Regions from separate parts of the Homo sapiens genome. Here region 1 is linked to region 2. A link is a contact called in ENCODE Hi-C or POLR2A ChIA-PET data. All regions are on one chromosome and are shown on one strand. The core of a region is the stretch at or near the end of the contact, and the rest is flanking DNA. Distances in the headings are between cores, read along the strand shown.

Evidence for each region. Hi-C counts contacts between places; a loop is a spot of excess contacts on that map. ChIA-PET counts read pairs that join two places held with the same protein, here RNA polymerase II (POLR2A).
Region 1: a map of esophagus muscularis mucosa shows a loop between it and region 2 (3-fold over the local background). The contact joins the promoter of PCNP here to the enhancer-like site in region 2. A Hi-C loop is called at or near these places in 1 of 168 maps with a recorded cell type or tissue (esophagus muscularis mucosa). POLR2A ChIA-PET finds 5 or more read pairs at or near these places in 1 of 52 experiments (AG04449).

Annotation. Positions count from the first base shown.
Region 1 is chr3:101,572,670-101,576,003 of GRCh38, reverse strand. It overlaps PCNP (PEST proteolytic signal containing nuclear protein), which reads right to left and starts at 1,824. Exons shown (of 5, transcript NM_020357.3): 1 at 1,725-1,824. The coding sequence starts at 1,788. RefSeq lists enhancers at 1,305-1,464, 1,485-1,644, 1,725-1,854, 1,955-2,224, 1,668-2,613.
Region 2 is chr3:100,953,772-100,956,858 of GRCh38, reverse strand. The region is part of intron 1 of ABI3BP (ABI family member 3 binding protein); the gene reads left to right. Among named protein-coding and RNA genes, the nearest start is that of ABI3BP, 38 kb to the left of the region's middle. Within about 2 kb of position 1,683, at least 4 of the 41 ENCODE cell types and tissues checked have a DNase peak (open chromatin) inside an H3K27ac peak, as active enhancers do.

The DNA.
Region 1 (3,334 bases), core at 575-3,074, 620 kb before region 2:
AACAGCACTACTTTCTTGTAACGGCAAGGAGACAAATTATGTAGAAGTTAAGGGATATTTACTTACTCTAAGTTACCAAGAAAAAGACCATAATAATTTTTCTGATACCAATTAGCAAAGTAATTCTCTACTACTTCTCCCCACATGCTAAAATGGAAACATCAATATTCATACTATAGAACTAATAACCCTCAACTGAAAGAATGGCAGGTAAATTATACAGTGGATTTATAATGACACTCAAGGTACATTTTGACAGCACATTAAACACGTCTGCTACCCTCGGTCAAGACAGTTAACGAGATGGCCTTAAAATCAACACATGATTCTTTAGGCTTTTCCTCAAACTACGTCTAAAATTTTTTGCTTTTCCTCAAACTACTTTTAAACTTTTATGTAATTTTATCCCACAATTTCCAATACAATTTTTTTGGGAAAAAAAATTCCCTAGTGAGAAAGTAGTAGATGGTTTAAATTTAAATTGTTCTTTCATAAGGTATTTTACTAGTTATAAAAAAAAAAAAAGACAGGGGGTGGGGAGGGAAGAGAGAGATGGAGTTCCAGCTTAACTAACAGAATTGTACGTGTTTTTTAAAAAGGAAATCCTGGGTCCAAAGTAATTAACATTACACTTAATCTTTTCAATAATTTTTGTTCCCAAGGCAATTAACATGAAACATTATGTTAGTAGGTCTACTAGTGGCCTTCATATGCTATTAATCGTTTCTATTTTCTCATATTAAATAATTTCGGGAATGATAACTAAGGTGGTCAGAATAGAGAATAATGTTTAAAATGTTCTAAAAACATTTTAAACAGCTCGCACGTGTTAAGTCACTTGTCTTGTTATGTGCAAAGAGGGAGCTGGAGAGATTACGTTTCTTTTCCTTCACGCACAAGACCCGAATTTAGGGAGTGGAATGGACAGAATAAGGATAGCTGTAACCTGAGTTTAACGTCGTAACAAAATACAGGAAGAGTCACGCTAGACTATTTAGTCGCCTAAGTATCTGGCAAGCGGTCAGCTGGCAACAGCCTAAGGGAGATACTTCAAAGAAAAGCAACCAAACCTTAGCCCTAGACCCCGCAGCTTAAACCAGAGGGCAGGCAAAGGCATTCCTCTTCCCCTCCATCACCTCGGCCCATCCTGTCACAGGGTCAATATTAAACTTGGAAGTAAAGGAAAGAGAGCAGGCCGGAGTTGTCCACCTCCTCAGTGAAAAGGGAGCAGCAAGCGTAATTAACTCCTGCGTGTAACTGAGAGGCCGGCACCGTCAGAAACTCAGCCTGCGGCCAGTTCCCGCGGCAACTACTCGGTGGCTCGCACTGTGTGTATGTTATGTCTCATGAGCGTCTCCGGTGTGTGTGTTTTGTGTGATGTGCGTCTCCGGTGTGGCGGTAGCGGCTCCTGCACCGCCGCTCCTGGTCCCACCCCGAGTTCGGTCTCCCTTTCTGGCGCCCATCTCCCTTCTCCTCGGAATCAGGGCCTCCGCTGGGGCCAGGAGGTGACGAACAGTGGCCGGCTCTCCCCAGGCAAGGAGGCGATGTAGGCCCGGAGCCCAGAGGGCCGCATCGGGCGTGCCCGAGGCAGGTCTGGGCCCAACACCTGGCCGGGTGAGGTCCAGATCCGCCCATTCTCGCCCCACCCCACTCCCCCCACCCTGGGAGCTCAAAGAAAGGCCCGGAGCATCCCACGCTGCCCACGACGCTGGGGTTGTGTTCACCTCCGGCGGCTCCAGCTCGCTGCGACTTTTCAGGCTTCTCGTCTCCCGCCTTCCCGTCCGCCATTTTCCCCGCCGCGGCCTCCCCTGCAGCCACGCCAAGGACGTCACGACCCCGCCCAACAACCATCGAGTTTTTGGGGCCAGCCGGCGTGGTGGCAGCCTAGAGCGGTCCCGAGGAATGAAAAGAGGCCGCCTTCGGAAGCGGAAGTGGATGTGATGTCATCGAGTAGCCGCCTCGGAAGGAAGAGCTGGGAAGGTTGGGCGGTCTAAGAGTGCTGGCTAGGCACTTTATTAGAGGGCAGTCAGGTCTTCATGGTCTAGCGACAGGTCCGGAGAAGTGAGGGGAAATGGAGCATCTCCCTGGAAACGCTGGGATCTTAGAAGGTTTCTGCATACCCAGATGTGGTTGCAGCTGAGGCTGAGAGTGTCTTCCGTTCCGGCCTTGCTGGATAACGCATGCCTGCCAACTCTATGTAAACAAAAAGCCTGCATTCTTTTTCCCTAAAGGGGAAATCAGTGTTTATCTAGCGCCCCCTAGCTTCAGACGCCTTTCATACACTCGTTTAATCACGGCGATTGTCCAAATATAGAATTCTCCTCTCAATTACCTGTAAGAGTTGAGGTCAGAGAGAGTAATTTGTCTAAGTCACGTAGCCAACTGTAAAGTTACTTTTTGTATAGTCTGCTTCTACCAAGTTGAGAAACTACTATGTCAAGTTAAGACTGCAGTAATTTCTGCCTTAATAAGAAACCTTTAGTGGATTCCTACAGTCTGCATTCTGAAGTCCGTGAGTTACATTAGGCCCTAGCCTACCTTTTCGGCTTCATCTTCCCCCTTTCTCAGTATTTATCCAGCCCTCCTAGCCAAATGGGGTCTATTACTTGCTTAGGGAACTGGAGTTTCTGGGTTTGTCTTACCATATATAGTTAGAGAAAGTCTTAGGAGTCAGAACTTGGATTTGAATCTGTTTTGCCCTTTCCTGCTTGAGTAACCTTGAGACTTGCTTACTGCCTACAGAGCTACCTTTTCTTCTCTATAAAAGAGCAATAATAATAGTACCTCCTCAAAGAGTGGTAATAGGGATCAAATGAGATCATCTTTGTATACCATTATTTGGTCACTTCATACTTCCCTCAGTTTGTGTGTGTGTGTGTGTGTGTGTGTGTTTTAAGTGTTGTCTCTCTGAATGGCTCAAAAGTTCCTTGACAACAGAGACCAGTTTTTAAAAACTGTGTACTGTGCGTTTCATATATGAATATAAAAAGTGTTCAATATTTGCGGATGGATTACTTCTCGGGCTTCAAGTCCAGGGAGTGGAGAAAGAATGAAGAAATTATCAAAGTGTGTTTCCCATGACAGAAGCAGGGCAGTGTGGTGGTGATTTTGTGATCTAGGTTGAAGTCCCTGATCCATCATTTATCATATATGTAAAAGTAACCAGCAAACTATCTTACAGGTACTTAATTCATGTTTGTTTCATTTTCCTTGTGATCTTTTCAAGGTAATCATTGAGACTCTCGTTTCTATCATTTTAAAAATGGAGATATACACGAAGATTTTTATTTGAGATTATGTATTTACAGATGCTTGTAATTTTTTATGGGGGGTG
Region 2 (3,087 bases), core at 434-2,933:
TCTTTGCACTGGGTATTCCTTCAGCCTAGAATGTTCTTCCTCCAAATATCTGAATGGTCCATTATTATCATGATCTGTTTCCCTTCCTTCAGGGCTTTATTCTAAAGTGAAGCCTCCTCCTCTATCTATCAAAGATTGTGCCCCTTCCCACCTTGACTCTTCCTGTTTCCTTGCTTTACTTTCCTCCTCAGTATTTATCACCAGCTGTACTCGTTAGGTTAGGCTTGATTGTGTCTCAACAACAAACCCCCAAATCTCAAAGGCTTAAAAACATACAAACATATACTTTTTGCTCAATCACTTGTTTACCAGGGCCTCTGTTCTTTGTAGTCACTCAAGACCCAGGCTCCATCTGGTCAATTGCTTCCTTGCAGGACAGGAAGAACAGAGTTGGAGGGTCTGGCACCAACAATTTAACGAATTGACCTGGAAGTGGCTTATGTCCCTTTTGTGCACAACCTACTGGTGAGAATTAGTTACATGATTGTGACTAATTTCAAGAGATGGGGACATATAATTTTCATGTGCTCAGAATAATAGGGGAATCAGATATCAAGAAACAGCAGTGGTATCTACCCCATCATTTGACATGCCATATGTGTGTGTGTGTGTGTGTGTGTGTGTGTGTGTGTGTGTGTGTGTGTTGTTTTTCTTTTTTTTTTTTGAGACAGAGTCTGAGTCTTGCTCTGTCGCCCAGGCTAGAGTGCAGTGGTGTGATCTCAGCTTACTGCAACCTCCACTTCCCGGGTTCAAGCAATTCTCCCTGCCTCAGCCTCCCAAGTAGCTGGGATTACAGGTACATGCCACCGTGCCAGGCTAATTTTTGTATTTTTAGTAGAGACAGGGTTTCACTATGTTGGGCAGGCTGGTCTCGAACTCCTGACCTCAGGTGATCTGCTCATCTTGGCCTCCCAAAATGCTGGGATTACAAGTGTGAGCCCCCATGCCTGGCCTCACATACCACATGTTTTACTTATTATTTATTTATTTATCTCTTCTCACTAGAATGTAAACTCAATGAAAGTATGGCTTTTTGTTTGTTTTATTCACTGTTTGTTTTGTTCCAGCTTATGGCAGAGAGCTTTGCATATTCTAGGTGCTCAATAAATATTTGTTAAATAAATGAGTGACTGGATTTTTATAATGATTTTAAGAGAAATAAATACCAACCTTCCTTGCAGATTTGTAGATAGATGCAAAAGATTCCACGTGTAAAGTATTGTTAATACTATTACTTCTTGTTGTATGGTAGAATTCTAATTAGAAGACATCTGTGAAATGGGAGATATAAAAATATTATCCAAACAATGGAGGATACAGGCAGAGAATAGTCTAATTTAAAATCTTATGAAGAAAAGAAACAAATAAGTCAAACATCTAATACGGCTGCCACTATATTTAATAGTTGCTAAATGCATGGAAATCATCCAATATCATTTACAGGGCAAAAAAATAGTCCCAATGAACATGTTGTAAAGGGAAACTGAATCAGCAGTCATTTGTGAAAGTATTCATCTTCACTTGTTAAAAAGTCCACCCAGCCCTGTGCCTTGCCCTGCTCTGATGATGCTATTGAGACACCCGTCTGACATGCATGGAGTATTGTACTTGGATCTCTGTCAGGGACAGGACCGTGTTCTTTTCTTGGATCCAGTCTGTTCTTTTACTGAGCAGACAGCAAGCCCTTCATGCTAGAAATATGCAGCTGGGATTCTCAACATCAAAACTTCCACTTCTGTCTGATGACACATGTGCTGACTGCTCCGTGTGGTTATGGAATGCCTTTGCTGACTTTATGAGAAGAGACATGTCTTACTTTCCCTGCCCAATCTCTTGCCAGTTGAGCTTTATGATTCGTAAAAAAAAAAAAAAAAAAAAAAAAAGACAAAATTTAAAACATTAAAGGGATGATAAACACGTTTACTTTTGCCCTGGGCTTGGTGGTGACATGCTATTTCTTGATAATTATGAGAGCTGCTAATAGGCATTTTCCATGTATGCTTTTATGTCTTGTGGATTTATGTGACAGTTTATCTGGTGCCTTAGTTGGGGCCCAGAATTGTAGAGGAAAAGGGTTCACCACCCCATTAGTAATAATGCAGATGGACTAATCCATTGGCACTCAAACAAGATTTTCACACTAAGATTATCTACCAAGATCATCCATGTGTGATGTAAAGGTCTGTGGAACTATTTGGATCTAGGTTGGTCTCATTCCACCTGTTTTTGAAGGGCATGGCTGAGACTTATATTGTAAAGTACCTGTCATTCTTAACATAGTCAGTTTATTGCTACTTTATTTATTTAAATAAATTATAACAGCAAAGGATAGAGGAAATGGATAAGGAATGAGGAAAGGCTGCCAGAGAACGGCTATTTTAAAAATAAATGTACTGAAGGAAGGGCATGTACGTGAAAATAAGCCTTAAATTGATTAGAAGGGATTTCGTGACTGATAGTGAGCCAGTGAAATTCTATCCAAAGGGTAATTCCAAGATTTCATGATTCCCAGCCTTCTTTGTCCTTGTTTATAATTTTACCAAAAGAAAAAATTGGAGTTGTTATCTTTTTGGTCTGAAGTTAATGCTTCCTGTTTGTATTGCTGATTCCAAGTTTTGGGTTATTATGCCACATTAGAAAATAGCAATAAGTCTTTCATATGACCATTGAATTATTTCTAAATAATTAAAAGAAATTAATAATAATTAAAAGGTAAATATCTCATGTATATTTCTAAATGCTGTGTTTGAGAGGAGATGTTCTGATGCGCACCAGAAATATAATGCCTAGAGGTCACTGTATCTGGACCTTTGTTACACGTACTAGTGTTTGGGAGTGAGAAAGACAGTTCATCCTAAGAGCTAATCTACAGTCTGGCCCCAAGAGGGAGGGAGAATAGTTACAATTAATTTTAAGTTTCTCCCAACTCCGAGTTTCCAAGTATCTATGAGCATGATCCTTTCTTTTTAATCAAACTGGTCTATTTGCTTTTTTTAATTTTGTTCAGGGTTTGCAGTTCAACATGAGCTTCTTGCTACTACTATTTTTTACCTGGAACATTCTTTCAAGTCCTGCCTTTTATTTGAC